Regions from separate parts of the Mus musculus genome. Here region 2 is linked to region 1. A link is a loop called in an ENCODE intact Hi-C map of the cell type or tissue named here. Cell type or tissue: left cerebral cortex. All regions are shown on one strand. Links, peaks and the distances in the headings refer to the core of each region. The heading gives the core; the rest is flanking DNA.

Region 1 (15,634 bases), core at 4,489-12,488:
CCTCCTTGTTTTATTCCCACCTGTACCACGTGAAATTTTGGCGTGTGAGGGGTTTTGCTGTCCTAAGTAAGTTATAAAGGACCTCTGCTGCTTGCTTCCCTCCCCCCCCTCGCCCCATGTCTCTCTCTGACATATTCCTCTGTCAATGGTCTCTGAACAATTTCTGGCATTTACAGGGGCTACTTCTCCAGACTATATCCTCTCTTCTGAACAAGATTTCTGTGATGATGACTTCTAGGCCTTTCCACGGTTCACCCTGACCTCTCTGGGGCTTCTGGCCAGTTGAACGATCTTCCTTCTGCAAAGTCCATCTCAGATCTCCTGACCCCTTATATCACAAATGTGAGGCCATTGCCTTTATCCCCCCCCCCCCAAATATAGATTTATTCTTTCCCCGTTTGATCAAAGACTTTGACAAGTAACGGTGAAAGGGTGATGAAGTACCACAATTAGCCAGCACTCAGTCACGTGTCCACCCCGATGGAGCCCTGTGACTCACTAGCCCTGGAAGAATGACATAGGGTGACCAGAGCCTGACAGAAAGAGCAGTGATTGTCTGGTCCACGTCTCAGCTGTCTACTCCAAGTGGGTATTTCTGTTAGGATAATGGCTCCTTACACGTGTCATAGAATTACTTTTTAAAGGGACTGGAGAGATGGCTCAGTGGTTAAGAGCACTGACTGCTTTCCAGAGTTCCTGAGCTCAATTCTCAGCAACCACATGGTGGCTCACAACCATCTGTAATGGGATCTCTTCTGGTGTGTCTGAAGACAGCTACAGTGTACTTATACATAATAAATAAATAAATCTTAAAAAAAAGAATTACTTTTTGAATTCAGCTTCTCTGACTGTCTACTGAAGTTCACAGGTATTTGTCTTATTGGATGAAGAGCGGAATTAAGTTATAAAACAATTTATATTTGAGGACCATACTTCCTAAATGGTAGCGTGTACATGAATCAACCTGTCATCATGGTTCTCATTCAATAGGACTGGGCCAGGAGCTAGAATTTCACATTTCTTATACTCCATATTAGCAAAATAATGCAGATGGCATAGCTTAAATAACAGGAAATTACCTTTTCCCCAGTGCAGTAAGGAATCCGAGATCAAGGGCAACTTCTGGCAAGGACACTCTTTGGGGCTGCAAATAGCCCCTTTCTGGCCACACCCGCACATAGCCTTTCTTCTGGGTGGGAATAAAGATGGAGGGGGTACTGGCTTCTTTCTCTGCTTACAAGACACCAGTTCCCTTGGAGTCCCCACCCCATGTCCTCATTTAACTTTAACTAATTGTAACACATTCTGTCCCTGCACACAAAGTCATCAGTGCTGAAGAAGTTACCCACGATATAATGAAGTCCAGGGGTTAGGGTCCCTGAAAGAAATGCCATGCTGGGAACACACACAGGACTAGCTTAAGAAACCGTCCACATCATGGGAGGGGTGATTTCCCAGTTTAGTAACTGGCCCACAGATTAATCTACATATCTAACCTAAATATCTAATATCTTAATCTACGTATGCAGATTTCCTGTAATGTCAGGGCCAGGTAGGGACAGAATGAGATTTTCTCTCTGCCTAGTTATGGCCAAGTGATAAATTGCTTTTTGTGTATTTTATGTTGTTCTCTCTTAATACAGGCAAGTGATTGGACTCGCCGCTAATCTTTATGACGGGGACTCCTGTAATACTAGTGTATGAACTATCAAATATGACTCATTTCTCTCAAATACTACAAAACTTTGTTTAGCACAGGGGATTAGACTCTCGTATCTCTCCCACCTTGTAAGACTTTTGCATAAATGCTTTAATGTTTCCTACCCAGTGAAACCTTTGTTCACACAAAGGCGCACTATTCTAGTCTAGGAATTTGATGGCCGTGGAAGGGTGATTCTTCATTTCCTGTGTGGTGATTCTTACTAGCCAACTGCATTGTGAGGTCAGATCCTAACCAATAGGGAAAAGACAGCCATCTTGTGAGTTAGAATGAGAACCAAGTACACTTCCCATCTCTGTGTTAGCCTTCCTGAATAGGCCTCAGAGACCACGAGTGAACTTTGCCTTTGACACTTCAGTTGGAATAGTGGTCTCTTTCTTTAGGACCACTAACTCATTTCTAGCCCAAGATACAGCTGGAACCCAGAACCCTACCCTCAGGCCTCAGAAGGACGACACACTGGTGGTACCTGCTGTGACTCTGCTCTCAGGTGATCACTGGTGATGTGTGGTGTCTCTAATTTGGTGATTAATAGCTGTTTGGTCACTTTCTGATTGGGTTCAAGGTTACTTTCAAGTAGATCTCCTTCCATTTTGAGAAGAAAACTTTTTGAGAAGGATTATGTAAAGTCACCCAACAGCCTCAGCCTTGCTCTGGGGAAGCCAGCTGGTGAGAGAAGAGAGCTGGTGTCAATGCAACCTCTCTGTCTTGTGTTTTTTATACCTAGAGGGCATCATAGGCTACAGGGGCTGAAGCTATTACATCACCACGGGGCACCATTTAATTTGTTAGACTGCTGCAGACCTACTATTGGATGAATTGTGCTTCTCCAAATTCACACCTAAGTACCTATACCTGGTACTTACTGTGTGCTATATTTGCAGATAAAGCAAGCCATTAGGCTGGGGTCCTGGCCCAATATGACTGGTGCCACCTTTAGACACAAAGAAAGAGACACCAGGAATACACTCACAGAGACAAGTCCACGTGAGAATAGTCAGAAGGCAGTGTTCGCAAGCCAAGGAAAGGGGCCTCAGGAGAAACCACACTCGTTGACCAAACTTTGATCTTGTCCTTCCAGCGTCCAAAACCATGAGAAAATAAATTTCTGTTGTATCCCATCTGTGGCACCTGCAACAGCAGCCCCAGCAGATGACACGAGGCCTACATGGCAAGTTTTAATGTGTGCTCAAATGTTAATTCATGTAACCAATAAGTACTAGGCTGAAACTATAGCCACACAAACAAAGCATAGTCCTTGCTCTGGTCTGATGGCAGAGACACCAGTTAAAGACCAGGGCGATGGAGATGGAGAGGACCTGGCGTGCTCAGGGAAACTTTGAGCCCTAAAGCTCTCTCTGTTCCTGCTGGGAGATAAAGTACGATAGTGGGATGACTAAGGATGAGCCTGCAAGGTCACTGGAGCCAGGTGTCAGGATTGGGAGGCCAAATTGAAAGTGACGGGTTTTAGACGGCGTGATGAAACTTGCATCGTACAATTTATTAACGGCAAGGGATTAGAGCAGGAACAGGTGACCCACGGGAGAGGTGCTGAAGAGATCCAGGGTTAGTATAGGGAGAGTAAGGAGCATGTTTAATAATTTAGGGATCCCTAGGGAGAATGGGGGGTCTTGCCTTATGTTTGTTAGGGTAGAATGAATAGACATGGAATATCACTTAGAATGGGGTTGTCTCCCTGCCCCCCTCCCATTACGTGCCAGGTAAGAGCAATTTCTGAAGCTTTTTCCTGTAGATGCTATCTCTATCCTTCCCACATGTGTGCACGCGCGCGTGCGCACACACACACACACACACACAAACAAACAGTGCATCCTTGAGGAAACAGGACTGCCATTAACCTCTTCTTTGTTGGTAATCCACAAGCTTCATCCGCTCAGTAGCCCTTATTTGCCTCCTTCTGTGAAGAGAAAACCTCAGACAATGCATGATGAGCCTTGCCATCCAAGCTGCATGTGTGTACACAGCAGGCAGCTCTCTCCTGCTAACTTGTGTCCTGAAATCTACCCTCACATTCTCCTATCGAGCACTCATCCCACCCTTCCTTAGTCACGTGACATCACCTCTCAGGCTAGCCCCAAGTCTCCGGCCTTGTTGTGAACAGACATAGCCTGGGTTGGCCTCGTGGTTTCCAGTCCTTCTGTCAGACAACAGCAGCCTGAGAGCTCTAGACTGCCCCACAGTCTCTCATGCAAGCTTGGAACGGAGCGGCTCTGAAGCTGGGACCCGCAAAGTCTCGTTACTGAAATCTCTAACAGAAATTTAGCATCACCCTCAGTTGTGAATGTAGGCAAGGGTTGTAGGCTTTGCCAACCAGAGCCCAAAGTTCAAGCTAGAGCCCAGGCCTCTGCTCCAGCTCGGGCTCCCAAAGGTGCCCAGCCCCCTGTGAAGGCCCCGTAGAAAAGGCTTCTACTGCCAATGTGAAGACAGATGAATTGCTGGGACACACCTACCCACACACTATTTGCAGATGACCAGTGTCTTATTCTGTTTTTACAAATAAACTTGAGGCAAGATTAAAAAACAAACAAACAAAACTATATAGGATTTGGGTGGTTCCTCTGTTGGGGAGTTCCTGTCCTTAGTGTAAATGCTTAGAATTGTCTTTTACAGGATACGTCCTTAATGAAAATAAATTCACTATCCATTTGCCATTCTTTGAAAAAAAAAAAAAGATGTTTGCTGCTTTTGTTCACGAGACAGACAAGTATAGGGAATAGCTTAGCAACCTGGGACTCCGCTTGTTTTGGGCCATGCACACATCCTTGTTGGGACTCTGTTGTCCTCTGTTGGGACTCTGCTTGTCTGGACCATACACACATCCTTCTAATAATGCTCTTGGCAGCCTGAGATGCTTACATATAAGTACAATACACACATCTCTCCCTGATCAGCACGCCTAGCAACCTTTTAGCACATAGGAGCCCCACTTGCATCAAACTGTCACCTGCTTTAAACAACAGAAATAAATTACCCCGCATAGAAGCCTCTTGTAATGCCCTATTTCTATTCAAACATGTCCTGGAACATGCCCTGAAACCAAGAGAGACCGTCTGATCTGGCCTGAACTGGTTTTGAGTGCTCCGAGGCCAACTCTGTCCTCAAAGCAAACTCTCTGGGAGAGTCTCCTGCTTCCCACCCTGTGCCTGTGCATAATTGGACATTCGTAGGGCTGCCATCAGATTCATTATGGGAAAGGACATGCATGGTAAGCAGAGACTTACATAACTCAAATTTGTTACTCAAAACAGAACTGCCCAAGCTACGCCACTTTGCAACCTAGCTCCACCTTCTGTCAAACCGCATTAGAAGAATCCCCACATGGTAGTCAGGGCCCTTGAGTGCCCTCACTCAGGTGGCCCACTGTCACTCTGATTTAAACTGTCACTTTGCTTTAAATAAAATTTCCCTGTTAGATCTGTGTTTATGGAAAAAATGCTTTGAATAAGACACCAAGCATCTGGAAATGACCAGCTCAGTCAGTGACTCTGGCCACCAGTCCTCTGTCCCTACATGTCCCATTCCCCTAGAACACCAGATAACTCGGGGCATCTCGCCCCCACCCCCCACTCACACACTGTTGGCTTCCTACTGCTTCTTTATTGTACACCGTGTTTGTTGTCTCAAATGTCTCCCTTCTAGGGTGTTTGTCAAGACCCCAATGTCCTGATCCCAGACACCTGTTGTCTAACTCATCACTCAACAATGTTTATTGAAAAGAAATTTTATTGGGATAAAATTCACATAGCATAAAGTTTATCATTGTAAAGCAAGGAATCCCATGGCTTATACACAATGCTATCATCTCTACCTAGTTCCCAGGATTTCCACATCCCCAAATAAAGCTTATGCTCACTAAACAATTAGTCCCTAGCCAAAGTCATCAGTCTATAGTGCATCTATATAACTTATATATTCTATTTCAGGTGTATTAGATTATACGATAAAAGCTTCGTCTTCATCATCTTTCACTTTGCATGGTATTTTCTAGTTTTACCCATGTATTGTGTATAGTTCAGAGCTACAGTTCTTTTCTGAGTGAGTAATATTCCGACAAGTGTCTATCTTATCATTTGTTTATCTCTTCAACTGGTGACAAGCATTTGTGCTGTTTCCATTTCTTGGCTCTTGTAAATAGTTCTATGATTGTGCATCATTCCAGGCATTTTTTTCCCCTGAGCACCCGTTTTCACTCCTTTTGGATTCTCCATCTACTTTTGTTTTGCTGCTACAGCGGGCCACTCCAAGCTGTGTCGAGTGAGGGCACAGGTGTAGACCCAGCACTGACCTTAGGTACTGTAGTGGGAATGACTAACCAGGAGGGCGCAATGGCTCCCCCTTGTGGTGAGCAGAAACAAGCCCACACGTCCCTACCTTTCCTGGTAGTGCTAATACAACTATTTGTTGAGTTTATAGTGATGAATCAAAGACAAAGAAGATGCCAGGTGGGTAGAAATGCTGAGTTCTCTGATCAAAAGAAGTGATATAGATCTATGTCTTCCTTTTATTGAAGAAACAAGGCAAAGGACTCCAAATTCTCTCTGCTCTGCTTGGAGAAAAAGAAGTAAGACTGATAGAAACGGCATTTGGTATTAACTGAATGGCTCATCATATGAAAAACATAGGACTTCTGCGGAAACTGTGCCTTTGGTGTGCTGTGCTGTAGGCTAGAGAGTGGCTACTTGTACCCTGCAGGGCTGTGTCTCTTCTCCTCTGTTGCCACTTGCTGTAAAACGGAATAAGCACACAGATCCTGATTCCTAACTGCTGGTGCCCCATTCACAACAGATGCCAGGAAGGTTCCGTACCCAGCGCAGTGAAGACAAAGAAAACCTCACCTGGCTCTCAGCATGCTCGCCCATCAGACTGCGCATGCTCTGAAGCTGCAGCCCTGCAATACCATTGAAGAAAAGAAATCTCATCGGCAGGGACTATAACGTTTGTTCCCAGGCACACATGAAAAATACACGGAATAGCTTCACTGTGCTCGTTATTTGGACTTTATTTGGACAACTGGGTCCGATCCTCAGACAAAGAGTTAAGTATTTTTTCAGATGTGTTGGCAGCTTTAGGGCTCTGGTTCTGGCATTAGTTGAAAGGCTGTAGATTAGGTCAGAGAGGAGCATTTGACAGCAGCTTCTGTCAACTCAGGCTATTTCACCATAAGAGAGAGAGAGAGAGAGAGAGAGAGAGAGAGAGAGAGAGAGAGAGAGAGAAGAGAAGAGAAGGATGTAGTCTGTGATGAGGGACCAGGGCGTGAAGCCCAGGTCAGCTGCTCACCTCATTGACCAGGAACATACCAGCTTCCAGTTGTTCATCTGGGCTCTGGCTTTTCTTTTCCTCCTTTGCCTCTGTGGGCAGAAGAAATACAAACAAACCCTTTTTCTGATCTAGTTTCTTATCGAGTCTGCACCCCAGGAATGCCAACAGCTCATTACATTCTTTTAAGATCACAGATCTGTCCTTGGACCCTAAGTTCCTCACGTCCGAGTTGGCATGGGCCATCACCAAGGTTTCTTATGTTTTGTTATTATGTGAGCTGGCATTCGGGCAGGGGTTACTACAAAGTCTGGTTGTTGTTTCTAAACACCATGGTCTAAACATGCGCTCCTCTCAGGTCTTTTATTTCCTGTACAAGCAACCCTTCTCCCTAAGCTGCACCCACAGGCCCCACGAATTGATTTCCACCTTGAGGGTGTCTATAACTTTGGCATAAGTTTGTTTTAAATAGGTCTGACTCAGTTAATGGCCAGGGGCGCTGCCCATCACTTCTATGGGTTCCTAGGCCCCTCCTTGACCCCTAGGCTGCTCCAGGAAGTATTTTTCAGGCCAGGCGTCTCTCCTCGTGTGCTTTAGACTATTTTCAGTCCTGCATCAATGGGGAAACAGCTTCTTCCACCGTCCTGAATAGTCTCACCAAGCAACCCCACCCAACAGTCCTGGGCACTGCAGACTAATCAGGGCGGGCAGCTCACGTTTGGAGAACCTGCAGCCCTCCTCTATCTGCCTTTCTTGTACTTTCTTTCATCCTTTCCCAGTTCTCAGGAAGCAATAAAAACAAACACTTCCTCTGATGTAGTTTCATATCAAATCTTTCCCCACCCACAACAGCCTTCCCTTCCTGGGAGGAGTCCCAGGGCGTAGGTTTTCTCCTGCTCAGTACTCTCTGGGTTTGGAATGCCACCCAAGTGCTAAGTTCAGGGCGACTTTGATCTAACCTGCTAGGGTTTGTGAAAAGCTCGGATGTCTATTTTTACTCTCGTGACCTATATTTGGTTTTTAACGAATGGTGGCTTCCCACCATGACGACTTATTACGGGTTCTCTTTTTGTCACACACTCTTTCTGCCTTCTCCGTCCTGGCTGTTTTCGGGTTGGAACTTCCTGCAGATGACCACTAGAGGGCAGATGATTTCCAGTTTACAAGATACCTTCCACAGCCAGTTTTCTGGAGCTTTGCTGACTACCAGGGCCGGTTTTTTTTTTTTTTTTTTTTTTTTTGTTTATTTGTTTGTTTTCCTTCAGAAGCGAGAGCAAAACACTTGAAGTTCTTTGGGTGCAGCTAAGACGTTTTCTACAGCGTTCATCTATGAAGTCCTGGCTGTGAGCAGCAGACATTCTGGCCAGTAGAGAGAAAACCGTGGTTTCTCTGTGTTCCTACCCAGGGGAAGAAAGCTGTGCCAGAGTGGTGTTCTTTCTAGGTTTGCTAAAAAGCATATACGTGTACCCTGCGTGTATCTACTCGGGTCTCACAGTAAGATGGCAATGCTTCCTGAGGCCTCTCCCACTATACCCAGGCTTCCTGCCAACATAGTACGCTCACGTGGTCAACCTGGATGTGTGCCAAGGCAAAGTTGATGAGCCATGAGGGAGGTAGAGAGATGGAGTGGCATGGGAATATATCTTCGTTGAAGTTCCTTGGAGCACTGTGGGGACTCTGATCTCAGACATGGGGAAGCGTGGGTGCTATTTCCTAGTCAGAAGACACGGGTAGCTATGACGCTGAAGAATTAAGTAGACTAGAAACAAATGGATATAGGCCCATCAGCCCAAGGTCAAAATTAGGAGGCTGACTTTTAAGGTAGCAGGTCGAAAGGTCAACGGGAGGTCAAGGGTACATCTCAGCAGGGGGGTGTTGCCTACACTCTGGGAGGCTCTCAGTTCCATCCCCAACACTGGAAAGAAAGAAAAAATGAAGTCAGTAGGAAGTAGAAAAAGAAACTTCAAAGGAGAACCTTCTGCTATGGATAAAAAGTCTGAACTGAGATGCTAAAGATAGTAAATTGATAGATAGCGCGGCAGTTAAATGTGACTCAGCTCTGGCCTTCCTAATCCTGCGGCCTTGGATAGGAGGCAGGGTCTTCTCTGGGGTCCAGTTTTCTCGGCTCTAATGGTGCAGCTTCCAGGTCCGAGGCTATTGGAAAGATTTCACACGATGACACACATTAAAGGGGGCCGTTTCCCTTTCTTCATTTGCTCATTCAAAAGACATATTTCCTAATGCCTGTATTGGTTAGATATGTGTAACTTCAATATTGGTTAGATATGTGTACCTTCAAGAGACAGAAAACATGATGTAACCAAACAATATTGAAAAGGATATTGACTCTGAGAGAGATATTATCACTATGAGGTAACAACACCACCATGACACAGGTAGGATCGTGAATGTCACCTCTCTCCAGGAGTCGGGGGGGGGGGGGGGCGGTGCTAGGAATGAGTGGTGCGGTCTTGGTGAGGTCACCAGGGACTTAAGCGCTCTCCATACCTTGGCTCTCTCATCCTCATCAGGTTGACGTTTATTCCTACACCCCTGGTACTATGGCCACTTGGGCCACGTGCGTACTCCCAAGTTTCCAGCAACTCTAGACTTTTTATGTCCTAGAGTCGCGGCAGTAGATCTTCAACATGGCCAATATCAGTGCCTTGGAAAGTAAATATCCCTGGGGTAAGAAGTTTCCTGGAAAGCCTCAGGCACGGCTCTGACCTCAGAGGAGCGGGAGGCATAGAGTAGGTGCTATATATTCTAGGGATTTGATACAATTGATGATTCACTGTAAGACATCTGCCCTGTAATCTTTTGGAGTTCTTGATACCAGAGAGAAACCGGGGCTCAGTTAGGTTAACTAAATAAGGGATGGCTTTTGAGCAGGCAATATGAGTGTTTTCCAGGCACTGTAGTTGCTGTGGACACACGGTAGTATACAGGTCCGGAGTGCTGGAGAATGGGAGGTTCTAGACAGGCAAATGCGCATGAACCATATAGCAACATTACATCCTGCAGGCAGAGCTGAAACACAGTAGCTCCTAATCGGAGGTTAGGGCAGACTCACGGGAGAGGTGCTGTTTAGATGAGATCTGACAGATCACTGGGTAGAAACAGCACAGCAGTACAAAGCCTGGTATAACATTCCTGGGTAGCTAAAAGTGGACAATGGGCAACAAGCCTGGAACAGAGTGCTTTGCACGGTCAGTAGGCTCCAGCTATGATGGTTTCAGCAACTGCACTGGAGTCCTATTGGGCCAGCAGCAGGTCTGGTTTCTTTAAGATATGGCAAATAAAGTCAACATTGTAGCTTTTATGTCAACGTGACAGAAGCTGGAGTCATCTGAGAGGAGGGAGCCTCCTTTGAGAAAATGCCTCTATACGTTTAGGCTGTAGGCAAGCCTTTAGGGCATTTTGTTAATTAGTATTGATGTGGAAGGGTCCAGCTCGGTGGTGTTATTCCCTGGGCTGGTGGTCCTAGGTGTTATAAAAAAAAAAAAAAAAGCAGGCTGAGCAAGCCATCGGGAGCAAGCCAGTAAGCAGCATTCCTTCATGGCCCCTGCATCAGCTCCTGCCTCCAGGTTCCTGCCCTGACTTCCTTCAGGCGGTGAACTAAACTATGGAAAATAAACCCCTGCCTCAGCAAACTGATTTTGGTCGTGGCATTGAATCCCAGCCATAGTAACCATAACTAGAAGCGGTGACAGGTAAACAGCATCTCAAAATATGACAAAAATTTCAAATTCTACGAGTCAATGACTGTATTGAAGGCACCGTTTGCATAGCTTCACGTAGGCACTACTGTGACTGCTCATGGTCTGCCAAGGCTGGCCCTGTCATTAGTCTCCTTTTGCTCATGAAGACCCAAAAGTGCATGTGCAAGACTGCTATAGGTTGAACTCTGACCCTTTAAGATAGAATGCTAACCCTAACCCTGGGCTCCTCAGCACATAACCATGCCTGAGGTGAGGATGTGTCTAGTATGTCTTGCATCCCTAGCAGAAGGGGGGTGTGTCTATATGAAGATGTCATTAGAGACTGGGGTGCTCCACTCCAAGCTCAGGAACATTGCAGGCTGCCTGGATTACACTTATGCCGGATGCACACAGCACATTTGCTAAATGACTATTGTGATGCCTTGCATACATATGCTCAGCCCAGGGAGTGGCACTATTAGAAGGTGCGGCCTTGTTGGAGTAGGTGTGTCACTGTGGGTGTGGGCTTTAAGACCCTCATCCTAGCTGCCTGGAAGCCAGTATTCTGCTAGCAGCCTGAAGGTGAAGACATAGAACTGTCAGCTCCTCCTACACCATGCCTGTCTGGATGCTGTTATGTTCCCGTCTTGATGATAATGGACTGAGCCTTTGAACCTGTAAGCCACTCCCAATTAAATGTTGTTCTTTATAAGACTTGCCTTGGTCATGGTGTCTGTTCACAGCAGTAAAACCCTACCTAAGACAATTATTAAAGGGCATACATTGAGGAACCTGAGTGAGACTGTCTTAGATCAGTGAGGAGCATGTTTGAGACTGCTTTAGATGGCAGCCATTTTGAAGTCTTTTGTCTCCTGCCTGCCCACCCCTATGAATGACTATCACCAAACTCGTTTCCACAGCTTCTTCACGGCCCTTCTCCCTCCTTCTACTTATGTCTGCAGTTTCACATCCGCCTCTCTTACTCATGATCAACCAGAGGGAAAGGACACGGGTGGCAAGCTGCCCCTGCTGAACCACAGGCCTCCAACAATGAGCCGAACAGCCCTGATCCAGCTGCAGGGGCGCGTGTGACATTTGTGGATGTCTTGAGTTCTATTCTGCTGAATGGATGATGGCAGAATGCACAGAGCCTCATCTGCTAAGAGCACGGTTCTGTCTCATGGCGACTGACAGAATTCAGCACGGTCTAGCTAATAGGAAGTCTCTAGGGGATTGATCACCCAAACTAAGGAAATGTAAATTTCTGTCTCACTCAGACCATTCTCAGGTTAGCATCAATTTTCCTCCGTAGGTGTCAGGATTAATTTAGGCTTTTTAAAATTAGGAACTTGATTCAATCTTCAGCTATAGTTAGAATCTATAAGCAGGCCCTGCTTTTCTCTGTTTCCATTCCAAGGGATGTTGTTCATTCACAATGTCGCAGGTGCTGGTGGTCATCTAGGGGAATGCTAAGCTCACTTCCTGGAATGGACGAAAAATAGACCAGGAAAGATGGAAGACCAACAAACAGAAAGGAAAAGTACCTGTTTCATCCCTAAGGATGGAGAGGCCTAAGGCAGGAAGCCCATTCAGTGGATGCGGGCTTACGTAACATCTGATAGGTCCCTGGATCCCACACTTCCCCTCTTAGCAATGGGCAGATACCCTGCTTTCATATACCTTCCTGCTGTTTCTCCTTGTAATGTCTTCTGGGGACAAGAAGCTGACATCTCAGGGAGTCCTTTCCTACTTCATGGCCCACCCATGTCTCTAACTCTCCTCCAGCAGATTCGTCATAGTGATTTAACTGTCATCCACATTTTGTTCTTGGTGACATCGTCCCTTTATCTGGGAGAGGCAAGAAGAGCACAATTAGGATGATCAACTGTCCCAATGTCTTTTAGCAAAGTCACTTGTCCCCTCCACCTGAGGACAAATGGACTATAAGCAACATTTAGACTGCCTTGTGACCTGGGCAAGTACTAATGGCAAGTTATACTACATATATGCAACTCACATATATACAACACACACATGCACACACACACACACACACACACACACACACACACACACACACACACACACTTTTAAATCTAACTAGCTGCAATATTCTACTTTTTGGAGCCAGCATTGCTTCCTAGGTGACTGGCAGGATAGGATGCCGCTGCTACACAAAAGCACATGACTAGCAGACATAATGTGGAACCTATAACTGTTTATGTTAAATACAACACCAATACAGACATTTGCATTAAGCAAATGTAAAGTCTCAAGAATTACTAGTTAAAGAGGGCTGGAGAAATGAGTCAGTGATTAAGAGCACTTGCTGTTCTTCCACAAGACCAAGAGTCAGTTCCAAGCGCTCACATGGCGGCTCACAACCATCTGTAATGCCAGTCCCAGAGGCTCTAATGCCCTCTTCTGGCCTCCTTGAACACTGCACACATATGATTCACATGCACATAAAAATAAATAAAAATGTTATGAGAACTACTAATTAGGGGAACAAGTCATAGCAGATAAATATCTGTGGTGGCAGACAGAACTCTAAATGTCACCTGAGGACTCCTACAGCACGCAAGTCCACCCTACTTCCCCACACCTTCTGGTATTTGAGTCCAGAAACGATCTGCCTTACTGCTTTCTTTCTTTTTTTTTTTCATCTTCATGATTTTTTATTAGATATTTTCTTCATTTACATTTCAAATGCTATCCCCAATGCCCCCTATAGTCTCTTCCTCCCCCCGCCCTGCTCCCCAAACCACCCACTCCTGCTTCCTGGCCCTGGCATTCCCCTGTACTGGGGCTTATGATCTTCCCAAGACCAAGGGCCTCTCCTCCCATTGATGGCTGACTAGGCCATCCTCTGCTACATATGCAACTAGAGACACAGCTCTGGGGGGTACTGGTTAGTTCGTATCGTTGTTCCTCCTATAGGGTTGCAGACCCCTTTAGCTCCTTGGGTACTTTCTCTAGCTCCTTCATTAGGGGCCCTGTGTTCCAACCAATAGATGATTGTGAGCATCCACTTCTGTATTTGCCAGGCATTGGACTAGCCTCACAAGAGAGAGCTATATCAGGGTCCTGTCAGTAAAATCTTTCTGGCATATGCAATAGTGTCTATGTTTGGTGGTTGTATATGGGATGGATCCTCAGGTGGGGCAATCTCTGGATGGTCTTTCCTTCTGTCTTAGCTCCAAACTTTGTCTCTGTAACTCCTTCCATGGGTACTTTGTTCCCCATTCTAAGAAGGAGCGAAGTATCCACACTTTGGTCTTCCTTCTTCTTGAGCTTCATGTGTTTTGCAAATTGTATCTTGGGTATTCTGAGCTTCTGGGCCACCATCTTGAGAGAGGTAACCCAATCACAAAAGAACACACATGATAAACACTCACTGATAAGCGGATATTAGCCCAGAAACTTAGAATATCCAAGATACAATTTGCCTTACTGCTTTCTTCATAGAGTGAGCGGCAGTGTGGCACTAGCCAGTCACCACACTCTTCACCTCACCTCAAAAACAGAGGGTTGTGCATCCCCCTTCATGTCCTTCTGCACAGGAAGGAGGAAACAAAGAAGCAAAATTTCTAAAGGAGAGGATATATGTAGGAATGTATCAGCAGAGCCATTCTCCAACTCAGTGCACACTGTAGCCTCAAAGGGGGAGCTGAGCTCTTCTTGCATGGTGCTTAAAGAAATAGACAATAGTCACAGGCCATTACGATGCCATCTGCTCCTCCTGAAGCAGGAAAGCCATGACGGCTAAGGCAGGGATCTTATATCACCTGCGGCTCTCCAGCTCCCCACCTTGTAGCCTGAGGATGGAGACTCAGGTCCACTTCCTTACTCTTCTGGTAGATTGGTGCCTTTTACACCAAGCCATGGCTCTGTCTGAACAACTGTTGTTTGAGACATTCCTAACGCTGTTTGGAACGTTGCCATAAGGAACACAGAGTTCAGGTCTGTGCTCCTGGTCGTGTCTGATCCAGAAAGGGAGAGGCCAGGGGAGTGTGGAAAAGGTCACTGTGGCAGAGAACATTCATCCCTCGGGAATGGGGTGTGGAAGGGAAATGGGGCTGAAAGGAGGAAATTAAACATGGATAAGACAAGCACGTAAGAGTCAAATCCAAGAAACACAACTCAAAATAAGCATGGTGCATGTTAGCACTGGCACCATCTGCAGAGACCAGGAGGCCACAAGTGGCTTAGATGCTATGAAAGGCTAAAGTTACATCTGGAATAACAGTCCAAGGGTTGGCATGCTGTTTACGAACCCGAGGAGCCTAGGTGTCTACCTTTCAGCTTTGTTGATTCTTATCCATGAAGTAGCATTTCTGAGGACACCTTGTGGTCCAAGATGGTACCTAAACCTCCAAGCTTTAGGCAGGAGGCAAGAGAAAAAGACCAACAGGGGCTTGCAAGTATTCTTTTAGTCAGCCTTCCCAGAAGACACTGTCTACAGCTTCTGCTTTGCAGAGTGAGCTTAGACGAAAGCAAGCCTGAGAAAGACCGTCTTTGCTTGCTGGAGTGAAATTGGTTCCTCCGGGAGAGTATTCAGAGAACATGAATGGGGGAGTGGGGTCAGGCAACTGGCAATCCTTTCCATTTGAGTTGAGGCCTCATGGTTAAGGAGAATCCACAACAGCAGAATACTGGAGTTAACGTTTAGAATCTACCATCTGCTAGCAATAATCTCGGTGATAGAGCATTAAGCCTTTCTGAGTGGCTGCTCCTTCGTCTGAAAAATGAGGGAAGTGCTAGAAACTTCCAGAGTCTCCTGAGAGTCAGATCCAGGCAGTATCAGGCACAAGAAAAACAGACCAAAGCAGCAGCTACTGCTATGACTCTACCCAAGGGCCCTGGAAAGCAAATTTTTGACATATAATAAAAATTAAGGCCCATTAAATAAATCTGCCACACGTAGAGTGTGATG
Region 2 (15,634 bases), core at 4,191-12,190, 700 kb after region 1:
GTGCATACTCTGTATGTGGGTATGCTGTCTCTGACTTCAGACACACCTGAAGAGGGCATCAGATCCCACTAAAGATGGTTGTGAGCCACTATGTGGTTTCTAGGAATTGAACTCAGGACTCCTGGAAGAGCAGTCAATGCTCTTAACAGCCAAGTCATCTCTCCAGCCCTGGGTTAAATATTTTATGAATGTCTAATATGTAGTTGTGTTCCTTCCTCTGTGATTTACCCACTCATAGTCTGTTTGTCTTTTAACTTTTCATCTTTGTCCTACGCATTTATAATTCTTGGTATATGTTGGGCACTAATCTTTTGTTGGGCGTGTATTTTGTTCTGTACTTTTAAGCATTTTCTGCCAATGTGTTTTAAGAATTTATCCAATTAACAATACACAGGCTGATATTTTAAAATACTACCTTTGGGCTGGGTGTGATGGCACACACATTTAGTCCTAGTACTCAGGAGGCAGAGGCAAGTGAATCTATGAGTTTGAGGTCACCCTAATCGCCTCAGTGAATACCAGGATGGCAAAGACTAGACTACAGAGTAATTTCCTGTGACATAATAACAAAAAATCCATCTTTCATCTGCATGTGATGCATTAAAAAATAACTGATGCTAGTTGTAACCGCACAGGTTTTAATCCTAACACTTGAGATGTGGAAGCATAAGAAGTCAGGTTCAAGGACAGCCTTGGTTATGACTACCTATCTGTCTGTCTCTCTGTCTGTCTATCTATCTATCTATCTATCTATCTATCTATCTATCTATCTATCTATCTATCTATCTATTTATCTACCTACCTACCTATACAGAGAGGTTTATTTAGGGTATGTTTGGAAACAGTGAAAGTATGAGATACAGAAATGAGACAAGACAGGAGGAAATTTTTAAAAGGAGAAACAAGGCTAAATTGATAAAAAGAAAAGAACAGAAGTAGATAATACTATTTGAAGAGGAAGAACAAAAGGGACGAAATAAGGAGAAAGGGAAGATTTTTACAATACTGAAAAAATTCTAAACCAGAATTTTTAAATGTCAGGAGTAAAATTTTAAAATGTGGATTTTTTTTAAAGCCGGTAAGATAAGATAATAATACTAATAACGTATAAGAGGTAAAAACAAAACACAGGACAGAGAGAGAGAGAGAGGGAGAGAGAGAGAGAGAGAGAGAGAGAGAGAGAGAGAGAGAGAGAGAGAAGCAAAGGAAAAAACCACATTGCCTGAAACATGTAAGGAAGTGTGTAAGCACATTAGATGAACATATGAATGAGAACAGTAAAATCACAAAAAAAATCTAATGAAGAAGAGAAAATGAAGTATCGGAGCAGTTCCTTTGTGTCCTTAGAAGTTGGAGGCTCCCAGAGATGCTCATGGAGTCGGGGGTTCAGCTAAACCTGGGGAGCCTTGTCATTCCCTTGGTTTGAGTTGTGGAGGAATCTGCGTGTGCCTGCCATGGTTGCCCTCCCAGCTGGTGGTTTCTCCCTTTGTATTATCAGGAGCCTCATCTGACCACAGTTAGCTTTGCCATCTGCGTCTGGATAGACTCTCCCACCCTCCTGTTACTGTCCATGTCATTCTGGATGGAATGGCCAATGGTTAGCTGATGGGGTGTCTCCCAGTGTGTTGGGGATGAGTATCACTAAGACCTGCACAGCCAGAGGACCTGCCTTCATACTGTCCAGACCTTGTGGGTATTAGTACCTGCCTGAGGTGATACCAATCTCTAGCACATCAGAGTCTTTGGGCTTAAGAGAAAAGCAGATAGACAAAAAAAAATTGATCTCCCTCCTGGCCTCAAGAGTTATCAAACTCCAGCTTTATTCTCAACTTCGGAGAGCTATTCTCAGACAAGATGGATGTAGCTCTCACCATGCACTGCCCAGACTGATCCAGCCTCCGGTCACCCTTGAGCTTATCACTATCCAAAGCTCCTGGCTCTCTACATTGTCCCTCCAAGCCTTCCCTCACTTGTGGGATACAGCAGGATAAGGCTCTCCGGCTTATGGATCACCCCGTCTCTGGAGTTGCTCAATTTTTACCACAGATTCTCTCTTACTATGGAGCCCAGCAAGGCTTCTCCAGGTCACCCGCTGTGTGAAAACGGATTTCTCTCTGTGCCTAATCTGTCTGCCAGAAGCTTTGCTCTAACACCAAAGCCCACAACTGGATTTGAGGCCAAAGAGGTCTGTGGGCTTATCCAGAGGGCAGGACTGCTGGCTTTCATCTGCCTTACCTACTGAAATTAGCTTCCGAGCTCCCTTCCCCTAGGGAAGGGCTGGGAGGCTGAGGATGCACTTGGCTTGTTGCTCTGTGCCCCATGACTTTGTTTTTGCTGTTACCCAGTGTTGCCTGGCTTCCTTTGTGGATCTTCAAAGACTCCCCTCAATTTTTGTCTGTGGGATGAAGCCTCTATCTTCTCATTCTGACTCCCCCTTTCTTCAGCTCACACAGAGGCACTGTAGCTTGCCGTCTTTCCAGGAGTCTTCTGGTGTTTGCAGTAGATATCTACTAGGTTGCTTCAGCCTGTCCTGTTAGTGTCTTATCTAGTGTATTCTATTTGCCACTTTGCTACAAGCTGAGGAGATTACCTGGACTGTCCACTCATTTCCTAGCTGTGATTGACCTAGCTGGGCCAACTCTCAGCTGCGCTCTTGGTGATTAGCCATGCCTTATTCTGCTTAATTTCACAGTGTCCTACAGAACCCTCGCCTCATAAACAGCTGTCCTGCCCTGCCCTTTCTGATTATGTCACCAATTTCATCAAGAAAATGGGGAAAAAATAAGACAGTGCCAGGTGTTCCTGCCCTTGCACTTTGAATTAGTCAGCACTCCACCACAGTGTCAAAATACCCATGAGAAATGGCTTAAGGGAAAATATTTATTTTGGCTCACACTGTGGAGGTTTTCATCCATAGTCACATGGCTGTGTTTCTCTGTATATGTAAGAGGCACACATGGTGGGAATCAGACAAAACCATTCACCTTGTGGCAGCGAGGAAGGAAAGAGAGAGGAGGGGGCTGATGTCCCCATACATTCTTGAAGAGTACTTCCCTTTCCAGCCCACATGTAGTTCCTGCTGCCTCCTGATAGAGCCATGGGAGAGTGACAAAACCTTGGATCCATGAAAATCATGAGACGACTGCACATCAAAGCTCTAACACTGAGTTTGACTCTGGTTTAGGTTGGTTTTGAAAAAGGGTCTGGTTATGTATCTCCAGTTGGAGATTACTATGTAGATCAAGTTGGCTTAGCTCCCAAAGCTTTGCCTTGTACTGACGGTGACCCTGGTAGCACTAGAAACCCCTTCTACGAAACCTCTACTGCCATGATTTCGTAGATGTCCTAGCTAGAGTCTTTTAGCCTAGAATGACTGGTCGGGTCAGAGGAGAACCGCACTATAGTGGAGGCAGCTAATGGTTGTATTTAGAATCACAGCAGCAGGTCCAGTCCGATGGTGGAAAAAGTCAGTGGGTCTGATGGTCTCACGGTCTGGGGTGTTGACCAGATCCATTCATGGGCTAGCGAAGTAGTGGATGGAGTGTAAAATATTCTTGTTCCCTTTAATTCCTTGCCTGTTACCAGCCTCACTGTGATATTGTTTCTAGTGCTCCATCTTACCTGAAGTCCCTCTGTCTATAACTTTAAACTTAGATAACCCCTAACTTGTCTCAGACCATTTAATTACCTTATTCTTGCTTGTTCTCACTTTTCTCTTGTGTCTCCCCCCCTCCTTGGACTGGGGATTGCTTCCTGGTTTTAGCTGTAATTTTTGTATGAGTCTCTGCTTCCTTCATGGGGATCTAGGACACATTGGCTTGTGACATGGTCCTGGACACTGACTTTGCATTTGCTTTTGCCAAAGGCTGGGGACCTCTCCCATGCAACACCTGTTTTGCACTGCTAGCACCTGAGAATTTTAACACAATGCAGTGCTATCAACTGCCATTCTATGGGCACCCATGACAATTGACTCTAGGGACTCCCTGCAAACGATTTTTTGACCAATACTTGCCCACGAGTTTTCTTTATATTTCAAGACTCGTTGTTGGAATGTTTAAGCCACTCTAGCTACACAATATCCAAGAATAGTACTTAGCTTAATAAGGGGCTTTCATAATCCACCACCATGTCCTTCCAGGAAAAAGTGAGTGTGTCCATCCTGCAGCCCACAGAAATAGAAAGTGAAGACTTGACTCAAGTCTGGACTCTGGGTTAGGGTAACATCAGTTCATAGAATTGATTGATCTTCATAGCGGATGGTGTCACCTGATGTTTTTTCAGTCCCTTAAGTAAACTCCCATGAGCCTCTGCTCTGCACACCTGTGTTTGCTAAAATGCATACCCAAGTGACTTGGTGCGCCCTGCTGCTATGTGCGTTATGCTTCATAAGCAAAAACAACACTGCAAAAGAATAGTTAGGCAACTTTTAAACTGACGATGTGCTGGGGAAAAGAAACCCATTCAGTATAAAATGTGATTCGGGATACAAGGTTTTCTTGAACATAGCCTCAACTCTCGTCCTGGACTCTCGGCATGCACTGAACACTGGTGCTATCCTTGTTGGCCACTAAAGAATTGATGTGAGGAGGCTTTAGCGTGGATGAGCATCTTATTCCAAAACAAACATCTCACACATCTCTGCTATAGTGTAGGATTTAATTTATGGGATGCAACTATCTGTAACTTTCCTGATAACTCTTGAGCCCCATCTGTACCCATGTGTAGAGTGACAGCCCTATGAAGAAACTTCACAACAGGATGCAGGCACAGCACTGTAGAATTTTTTTTCTTATAAGTTTTACTTGAAAATACTTTAAATCAAATGTCTTTAAGATATTGTTTTGAAATGGTATAAAATATGCTTATAACAAATTGAGGCTAAACAACTAGAACTTTTTGTGTAACTTCCCTCTCCTCTCCTTTAAAAAACACACACACACACACACACACACCAGACTTAATTCATTTCTTTTTCTTGTATAAAAACCCTTATATGGTAGCCACAGCTGGAGCCTGGGTCCTCTGAAGAAAGACTCTGGTGTGGGGTTTCGCAAGATAATCAATGAATTCCTGATAAGGAAACTTGGTGAACACAGTGTCTTTCCAGAGGTCAGGGGTCAGGTAGCTGTGGGTCTTGGAGGTAGCATCAAAGGTGACCTTTGCAAAGTTGTCTGGGGTGGCAGTGCAGCCCCTGGCTGAAGTGTAGCAGTCATCTATACTGGCCATCATCAGTAGTTTCTCAGGCACAGGAGCAGAGACAATGTCAATGCCTCTGGGGGCAGGGATGAGATGCACGAGCACAGAGCCACAGTGGCCTGTTACCTTGCATGGAACAGTGTGGGCCTTGCCAATCTTGTTTCCCCAGTAGCCTCTCTGCACTGGGACGATGGAAAGCTTGGCCAAGATGATGGCCCCTAGGATGGCAGTGGTAACCTCCTGGGAGCACTTAACACCGAGACCAATGTAGCCATTGTAGTCCCCAATATCGATAAAAGACTTGAACCTGGTCTGCTGGCCAGCCTGAGTCTGCTTCAGCACTGGCATGATTTTCAGAACCTCATCCTTTAGGGACGCACCCAGGAAGAAGTCAATAATCTCAGATTCCTTAATGGGCAAGGAAAACAAATAGATCTCCTCCAAGGACTTGATCTACATGTCCTTAACCAGGCAGCCCAGCATGGTGACAGGTATCCACTCCTCTACCACAGCCTGGACCATGGCTACTGCCTCGACCACAACCAACCACAGCCCCCAAGACTGCTGCCAAATCCTCAGCAGAAGCCACTGCAGCCTCCTAATCCTGAGCACCTGGGTCCTCCGGGACCACTCGCTACACCGGTGTCATCCACCATTTGATGTTTTTCTGAAGAAGAAGGAGGAGGAGGAGGAGGAGGAGGAGGAAGAAGAGGAAGAAGAGGAAGAAGAAGAAGAAGAAGAAGAAGAAGAAGAAGAAGAAGAAGAAGAAGAAGAAAAAGAAAAAGAAAAAGAAAAAGAAAAAGAAAAAGAAAAAGAAAAAGAAAAAAGAAAGAAGCCCCTGTCCTCTCCTAAGAGCCTCTCTGGGGGTGAGAAGGGGGCCAGTGGCACAAAGACTAGAGATGCTCATTCTAACCAACTGCTTGTTTGCCTCAGTCTTTTCTTCACACCCTTCCAGTCTGATGAGTAAAACACAAGATGGCAGGCACTGTGGTAAAAGTCATCACTCTGTTTGAAGGCAGAAAAACCATTGCCAAGCTTTAGCCAGTCCTTATTCGAGTTGAACTAGCTAGGAAAGAGAACCATAGAGTCCATACACTCAAAGCACAGAGAGCATAAGGACACGGGCGGTCAATGCAGCAAACGATGCATTGTTCTTGAGGATACTCTGTGTGTGAATAAATGGAAAGGAATTGCATTCAGAGAAAGACGGCAATCCTGACTTCAGAAGCAGCAGGAAACAGCAAGCACAGCTCTAATGCACATGAGAGCTGTACCAGTTCACAATAATAGAGAATCCATAGTGTGGCCAACTGAGAAGATAATTCTTTTTAAGCCAAATGGACCCACATCATTGTTCCACACTTGATTTTTTTTCCTGTAAAGTGAAAATAACTATTATCATTACTCAGGAGAAAGTATATCTTAAGTATATGTATGAAACAAAGTCTATCAACCTTTACCTCAATATCATTTATTACTTTTTATTGAGATTCATTGTTAATTGAGTGTGTGTATATCCACATGTACACATGTGAATGCTGATGCCCCTGGAGTCTAGAAGATGGAGTGGGATCCTCTGGAGCTGGAGTTGGCAGCTGGTTGAGAGCCATCTGTTGTGGGTGCTGCAAACTGAACTCAGTTCCTCTGGAAGAGCAGCAAGAGCCCTTCAGTCTCGCCTAAGCCACCACTTCTCTTCCATCATTTATTATCTCAACACAGACTTTTGTCTAAAATTAACCATGCAACATAAAATCACAAACATGCAAATGAAGAAATGGGACCTTCTTTTGTGGTTCATTGAATCTAAATCTCTTAAACAAAAATGTCCTGCAAGAGAGATTCCCTGACTGCTGAGGGGTTAAGGAGATGTCTGTAACATTGTGTGGATCTCAGCCCCAGAGTCAGACATCAGTCACAGAGGATTATAGCCCAGGAGGGCCTATGTGACTCTGACAATGGGGCCAGGCAGGCAGGAGAGAGGCTCTGAGGATACACGAATCCAGATACATCTAACCTTCCATTTATCCACACTGACCATACAAAGGAAGGATGAAGGAGGGATCAAGAAACCCACCTCCTTTAGACTCATTCAAACACGTTCCACACTGTGCTATAAGACACGAAGTCTTTATGAAGGAGCAGAAACAATGGCAAGTCAGGGAGAAACACTAGAAAAGGATTTTGAAATCTTTCTCTCCTAAAATGAAGGTATGGAAATGTGAGAAAAATAATGAAGTAAAGGGGAATGGGTTTATCATGATTTTTTTTTTCTTCTGAGAAAGGCTCTTGGTAGGAGTCCCAAAGCAAGCTCAAACAGGACATCCTCCTGCCTCTGCCTCCCAGACACTGTAATCACAGTAGTGTGCTAGTGGTTTGTTGTGATTCAATGATCTTTTCACTTACCTTCTTTTCCTAAGTCCAGTGATAATCAAAGTAGCTTCATGTATGTGAGACTTTGTTCCCTTAATAAATGACCCTATAATGTAGATATTTAAATTCATGGTAATGTCCACTTACCCTCATGGGTGCTACATAGTCCATGACATGACTCTCTGATGCTGAACTCCACAATTTCCCAACCCCCTCCTGGCCAACAAGCATCCTAGAATGTGAATATCTAATGAAGTCGTCGTATGCAAGTGACTATTAAAGTAATACATTTTTTTCCTGAGTAGATTCATTGTAACAGCAAAGAAAAAACATTGGATTGGAGTCAGAATGCCAGGATTCTGACTCCAGACCCTTATTCAACTCACCTATATTTAACTTGGTATTCAATTATGAGGAAATCAGATACTTTTTTATGTCCCCTGATATTTCCTCTATTAAATGAAGCTGGATAATTAATACTTCATTCAAGCCAAGAGACCTGAACATGTATTTGAAGTCCTTTCTGACATCCGTGTAAGCACAGGCAAAGGTGTCCTATTTGACTGGGCATGAGGTTCTACATAAACGACATCAATATAAATGGGGGAGCTACAGGCAGCTTGGGTAGTTTAGAGTCCGTTGCAAGCCAGTGATTTGAACAAGGAGTTTACTACCAAGACTGAGCTGTAAGAAGAGACTGGAGTGATGACAATTTTGCTATTAAGAATCAAGGTGCACACTGCACATGGACCTGATAGATTTCTAACCACCAGCTCAGGCTGAGACACTCCTTCTGCCTAACCGTGAGATCCAGACTAGAGGGGACCAGGTCTTGAGGCTGGAGCCTTCATGATCAAGGTCAACCGCCTTATAGAGGGAGCCCAGGGGTTTTTCTCAGTCTGCCTCCCAATGAGGGTACAAGAAGTCAGTAGTGTGAGCCCTGGCATTGTGCGAGTTCACTGAAACCCAACCATGTTGGCATACTGATGCCAGATCTCCAGACCTCAGAGCTGGAAATTCCTGCCCATTCTGTGGCACGTTATTATAGTACTCTGAACTGATGGGGCCATTGTTGAAGGGTGTAACTGTTAACAATTGTTAACATTGTTAACGCAACAGTGAAGTCATCAATGACTAGCCAGCAGGACTTGCTGGAAGTTGTGGCTTGTTAGAGGAGCTACCCAAAGGGAGATGCTTCAATAGAGAGATTTTACTGTAAAGGTTTCCCAACAGTTCCTGGGAAAGTCATCAGCCTCCATGCTCTGCTGGAGCTGGGCATGCTGAATACACTGCAGAAGGCTGTTTTCCTGCAAAGGGAGCATTAGTAAGAGAAGCCCTGTGCCTATAGGAGCCAAATGCCGCAGACGCTGCTCACAGTGCAGGTGTCCTGGGTGTAATCCTTAAATCCCCAGCCAAAAGTAAAGAAGTAGGCGAGGGCAGAAAAAAAAAAAAAAAAAAAAAAAAAAAAAAAAAAAAAAGGTAAGAAAACTCTTCTCCTATAATAACTCTCTAGTACCCTCTACTGGTAAACTCAGTGAATAAAGAAAAACCATAAAGAGGCCAGCTTCACTTTACAGAGAGCACAAAAAATAAAAAAATAAAAAGGGGGTGTGTTATAGGTGTGGGAGTTGGGGGTAAGAGGTGGGGGTGGGGCAGTACATTTGGAACTGAGAAGCAATCTCTCAATAACATATGCAGAAAGATCTCAAAATCAGTTTCCCAAAAGGAAAGATTTAGATTCATATGCTGTATCATTTATCATTCATCCCAGAGGCAACCACTCAAAAACCTGCTGTCTGAAGCCAGGCCCTGTGAACACTTGTATAAGTTTGACTGTGATCGGCTTGAGGGAGGCCATGTTTGCCCAGCTCACCACAGTGAACAGTAGGCAAGTTTCTCCCACATAGATGTCAGACCCTTGTAAAGTAAACGTGTGAGTGTGTGGTTCCTCAATGATTCATCTGGGATGTTTTATAAATGACTAGAGAAAGGCTCAGAGAAATGTAGCAATTTAACACTTAAACTGGCCACTTCTGTCCCTGTACCCCTTCCATTAGTCAGACAAAACACAAGGTGGGTGGTACCAGCATTGTCTTTTCTGCTGATTTTTCTCAAAATTTGCTTTGGATTTGGCCTGCTTGTATTGCAGAGGCTTTGCTGATTTGCATAAAATCAGGAGCTTATTGGAAGAATTATCAGGTAATCCTCCATGACAAGAAAATAGCTCATAGCTTATCAGGTCTCCCTTGTCCTTCGGTTAACTACCCTGATATTTAGTGTTCCCTAAATTAAAATCCCATTCAAAATCCCTTAAACACAGCCACCACCTCACAATCTGTAATTACTCCTGCAAAAGTCATTTCCTTGATTCTGCTTTTCTCTCTCCGCCCTAGTCTTCGGAGCCATTACTTTCCATGCAATGAGGTTGTAGCAATTTCTATCACTCCCCAGAATAGGAAATCTATGCTGCTTTCATCAAGTAACTAAATGTTACCCCATTTCCGATTCTTAAATAATTTCTTAAGGAAGAAAATTTGATCTCAGGGTCTTTACAGCATTGCTGATCGCGTTGATGGTAGCAATCAATGCTTCGGCAAGGTTAACGATGTGCATTTGCACATAGTGGTTCATTTAAAGTGAATAATCAGGCATTTACTCAGTGCCGCCTCTTTATTTTTTAAGATAGAAGCCTGATTTAAGACACACTGCAACTTAAAGAGGCTGTGGTAAAGCCTATTTTGAAAACATTGCAGTTAATTGCAGATATAAGCTTGAGCCCACTTATTTACTTAAAACATGAAGGATACAAAAATTAAAATGGCCAAATAAGACACATCTCAAAACATGCAAAACTACTGAAAGATGGATTTGAGAATTTTAGTGGGGACACAGGACTTATAATGGAGGTTTTCTTTTAATGGGTCTGAGAAACGGATGAGGGCATCGTGGGCGTATACTCCACCCAACTGCTTTGGAGACTGAGGCAGGAAGATAGCTTAGCTCTGGAGGGCAAGAATGGCTGAGCAAAGCAGGAAGACCCTGTAGGGAGCAGAGGAAGCTCTGAATGAGTGACATACTCAGTGGAACCTGTATTGTTGACAGGGGCACAGCCATGTCCCAGACCCGAAGGCTTCAGCAAAACCTTACCTGGCTGAGGGATGGCAAAGCTTCCCTCAGGAGTCTTTATGACTTCATATGAGTGTATGAGTGTGTGCCTTAGGAAGGGTTTTACTGCTGTGAACAGACTCTATGACCAAGGCAATTCTTATAAGGGCAGCATTTAATTGTTGACTGGCTTACGGGTTCAGAGGCTCAGTCCATTATCATCAAGGCAGGAGCATGGCAGAGTCCAGGCAGACATGGTGCAGAAGGAGCTGTGAGTTCTACATCTTCATCTGAAGGCTGCTAGGAGAAGACTGACTTCCAGGCAGCTAGAATGAGGGTCCTAAAGCCCAGGCCCACAGTGACACGCCCATTCCAACAAGGCCACACCTACTCCAGGCCATACCTAATAAACACACTATGTTCCAGATAGCTGCTGTAGTAGCCATTAGAAAGCCCCACCTGACCCCGCTGTATTGCTTTTTCTGTGTCAATGCTTTCTTCACTCCCTCAATGTCCACAGTCAAGGCTTCTGAATGTGGAATTTAGAGATCACAGCCCAGGGGGTTATGTATGTCTTCTGCCATTCACTTCTTTTGTTTTGGGTTTTCAGTAAATGTTCCCAGTTGGAAGCCATGTTGTTTCATTGCCCATCAGGAGAAATGCGGGAAGATTCTCTACCCCTTCCTGGGTGTTTGGCATAAACCTGTTAAAGAAAAAGGTTGGTTGATTTTTTCAACACCAAAGTTACATTTGACCTGACTCTCTCCTTCATTCAGAACCAACTGAGAACCCATCTTCTGTTTGGTATGTGTCTTTTTTTTTTTTTTTTTGTTTTTGTTTTTGTTTTTCGAGACAGGGTTTTTCTGTGTAGCCCTGGCTGTCCTGGAACTCACTCTGTAAACCAGAAATTTGCCTGCCTCTGCCTCCCAAGAGCTGGGATTAAAGGCGTGAGCCACCACGCCCGGCCTTAGTAAGGGTTTTACTGCTGTGAAGATGCACCATGACCAAGGCAACTCTTATAAGGACAACATTTAATTGGGGCTGGCTTACAGAGAGAGGTTCAGTCCATAAATGTCAAGGTTCCTCCTGTACCATCCCTGCCTGGATGCTGCCATGCTACCTCCTGATGTATGGCAGCATCCAGGCAGGGATGGTACAGGAGGAATTGAGAGTTCTATATCTTCATCTGAAGGCTATTAGAAGACCGGCTCCCACAGGGTTAAAAGGATGGTCTCATTGCCCACCCTGACAGTAACACATTTCTTCCTTCAAGGCCACACCTACTCCAACAAGGCCACACCTCCAAATAGTGCCACTCCCTGGGCCAAGCATATACAAACCACCACAGTATGCTGTGAACAGAGCAAGAAGAGCAGGGAGCCAAGTACACGGCTCTGGCAGGCCTTGCCCTTCTGCCACATGCCCCTTACATTACAAACAAACAAACAAAACATTAGATTACATTCATAAAGTGAGCCACCAAGTTCTACTGAATGTGGCCACTTCCTACTCCTGAGGCTAACTACCAGCTGTTAAAGTAATAAAGTCTAACAATCAAAAGCCCCCTTTGGCTTAACTAATTAATATGCCCAGTTAAAATTAAACACCTCGTCCTAACATGAGGCTTCCCCTTTTACCTTTATAAACCACCATTTTTATGTCTGTCTCCTCTTTATCCAAAGGCAGTCCTATGTCCACCTCTGGGACAAATACCTCAAATACCTCTTCACCTTCCCTCATTCCCTCCCCTTCTCCCTCATCCTCATCTGCTGTCTTTGTCTCTTATTCCCTGTCCTTTGTCCCTCTGGGGCAAATAAATCTCTTTTGTGCTGAAAACTTGGCCTTGGGAGTCCTGAACTGATACAGTTCTTTTTCAGATAGGACATTAACTAATGGAGTCGTCATCGAATAATGCTTATGGAAAACTTGTAGAGACAGATGAACAGTGAAGAGGGCAGACTGAAGCTGCAGGAGGTGGGTGAGTGATGCTAGCCTTCAGGAGTTGATCAGGAAATGTGTTCCACAAGAGGCAATGGTGAAGATAAGATGCAAATTATTCAAGAGAAAGCTGTGCATCTTTTGAAGTACTTGATCTGGAACCACTAAACCCAGATTCGAAGGCATGACTGTGAAGCGATGCTGGTCAGTTTGTGTATGAAAGGAGAGAAACAGGAGGTGGAGGAGGAGAAGGTCGGGGATCCATTTCTTACAATGGATTGAGCACTTGAAGCATGTCTGGCACCCGACAAATGGGTGTTGAATCAGAGCATAGTCAAGCTTTTAACCACACATAAATCGAGTTAATGCAGCAATTCTATCAAGAATAGTATTTTAGGATGCCAGGATGATGGACCTCCCTTATAGTTAAGCTGGTTTCTATCTGTGGGCCTCATCCATCTGGTAGTTCTCAGAAGGGAAAGGGATCGATGTTATCCAGGAGGGAGGGAGATGCAGCATATTATAAGGGGAGTATTGGCTGTATGAGAAAGAAGGGGGTGCCTGCCCACCCACACCTAACGGGCTGTGGAAAAGGAAGAGGTTTACAGAGTTTGCTTCTTGTCTATTACCCCTGAGTCGTGTGTCAGGTCTGTAAACCTCTGAGAGAGATGGAAGAATCTGTATCCTCACATACTATTGCATGATCCCCCAATCTGCTTAAGGATAGCTAGGCACTTAAAGGCCAAGGCTAGAATTGGTGCCCTGAGACAGTACAAACATATCATGCAGGGTAAATCCATTTATAGACAGACCAAGGAAGAAGGGAAAGGAATGCAGAAGATCAACCCCAAAGCTGAAGAGAGTAATTCATGCTTACAGTTCCAGGAAGCTGAGGCGAGTGGATAGCCAAGAGTTCCGGTCTACACTAAGATCCCTGCATCAAAACAAAGCAAAGCAAAACAACACAAAGCCCAATCCCAAACACACCGCCTCCAAAATAGATGGTTCAAATGAAAGAGACCACAATATTCTTGGGAACTGTGGGTGCTCCCACTACCTTGGCTGAGCATAAACCTGGACATTCAGACTCACTGGGGAAAAAAAAAAGTCTTAATTCCGTTGTAGCCCTAAGCAATGGTGGAAGTAAGTGAATGCTGCTATACAGTGCTTTCTCATGATGTGAAGGCAGGAAAGGATGAGATGTTTGCGTTCATCCTTTCTAGGAGTTCCATCTGTGGCTAATTCTTCTTTACTACTACACCAATCTTGTGACTGAGGCTATGCACTGAGGCATTGCAGGTAGAGAACGCTCTCCTCAGAGGGAAAACCTAGGCTGCAGTTTGGTGGCTGCTGTTCAACCTCTGAAACACTCCAGGGCCCAGTGACCTCAGCCACTGCATGAGAAGATGAATCATGTGACTACTTCCCTATTCACCTCAGAAATAATCACTTTATAACTCATCTAAAAGACATCTGGTTTGAACATATCCTGAAAGTATAATTAATATAGTGAGCCCGATTGAATGCCAATGAATAGAGTATCAGCCTAATCAGAAGTACCAGTGACCCTTGGGAAGGGCTGATTCTAGGTAGGACTGGGACAGGAAATACAGAATGAGAGCCTCCTGTATCATCTAGTGCCAAAAATCAGAACATTTAAAAAACAAAAAAACAAACAAAAAAAAAAAGTCAATGCTTTGCATTCACCTGCTGGAGCCACCATGACAAAATGCTGCAGACTTCGTGACAAGTGAGGCAAATCTCCATCTCATGGCTCAAGAGGCTCAGGAGGTCCAAGATCAGATACTCTCTGGGGTGATGGCCACTTATTCACTATATTCTCACAGACCTTTCTTCTATGCTCACACACAGACACAAGAGGCTGGGGGGAGAGACAGGTGAAAGCATGAACTTAATGGTAATGGAAAACTTTTCTTAAAAAAGAAAAAGAGCCGGGCGTGGTGGCGCACGCCTTTAATCCCAGCACTCGGGAGGCAGATGCAGGTGGATTTCTGTGTCCGAGGCCAGCCTGGTCTACAGAGTGAGTTCCAGGACAGCCAGGGCTATACAGAGAAACCCTGTCTCGGAAAAAAAGAAAGAAAGAAAAAAAGAAAAAGAAATTTGTAGGAAGGATTGTCAGTTCTGCATTTTTAGAATGTCTTTCTGGCTACAATGTGGAGAGCATATTGGCAGGCTGCTAAGAACACTGTTGGAGTGAGGAGCTGACAGTTGTTGCTGGACTCAGTGGAGATGGTGGAGGTGCTGGGGAGGAGGACTTAGACCTGAGACATACAGAAGGCAAAACTGATGGGCTATGATGATGAATGGCTTGTGGAGTTAGAAAACCAAAGGGAACTCAATGGGAATCCTAGCTGCTGCATCTGACAGACTGGTTGGATGGAGATGTCATTCCCTGATGCAGAGAAACATGTAGTGCGTAGAGAAAGACCAACTGGGCCAGACTCCTCTGCCATTTCTCTTCGGATGCTTTTGGTTGCTTTTGGTTTGTTTCCGGAGGCAGGGTCTCGGTGACCCTTCATGTCCCACCACACAAAGCAGGCCTTGCCGTTTCTGCACTACACAGTGATATTTCACATCTTAATGTCTTCTAACAGTCTGAAGGATGCATTTGGACCCTGTCTTCTCTCTTACCAAATGCTGAGGGGTCGAGTTGTATCTAATAGCGTCATGCCCAATGGGTACAGTTAAGACAAATACAAAGTTAGAGGATGCCGTCCTCAAGACTGCCCTCATATCTGATATCAGCTTTGAGTTGAGAAGGTTCCCCACACTACCGTGTTTTCTCTGGTTTGGTTTTTCACCAGGATGCCCAGGATGCACAGTGACTGAGCCTTATGGTTAGATTATTGCAGGTGACAGATACAGACTGTGGAAAGTAAAGCCATAGGCAGCGTCTAAAAATCCCCAAAACACGGCATCTGTGGCCCTCTTCATGCAGCTTCAGGACACAGAGCTCTCCACATAACAGAAGCCATGGGAAATTGCCAAGCAACAATCTCAT

Evidence for each region. Peaks named below come from ENCODE experiments on the same cell type or tissue, not always from the same donor. Only the 100,000 strongest peaks of a DNase experiment are listed, where the experiment ranks them.
Region 2: it touches region 1 in a loop (7-fold over the local background); 14 of 42 quality-filtered maps call a loop at or near these places.

What each region holds. Positions count from the first base shown.
Region 1 is chr2:59,431,082-59,446,715 of GRCm38, reverse strand. No RefSeq gene overlaps it. Among named protein-coding and RNA genes, the nearest start is that of Gm46743, 18 kb to the right of the region's middle. In left cerebral cortex, for the core only: CTCF peaks have their summits at 6,083 (motif pointing left) and 8,125 (motif pointing right); DNase peaks (open chromatin) are centred at 6,078, 8,136 and 8,542; H3K4me3 peaks cover 633 bases; H3K27ac peaks cover 418 bases.
Region 2 is chr2:58,730,860-58,746,493 of GRCm38, reverse strand. It overlaps a transcript of Upp2 not described here and the pseudogene Gm13559. Among named protein-coding and RNA genes, the nearest start is that of Upp2, 17 kb to the left of the region's middle. In left cerebral cortex, for the core only: a CTCF peak has its summit at 9,097 (motif pointing left); a DNase peak (open chromatin) is centred at 8,910.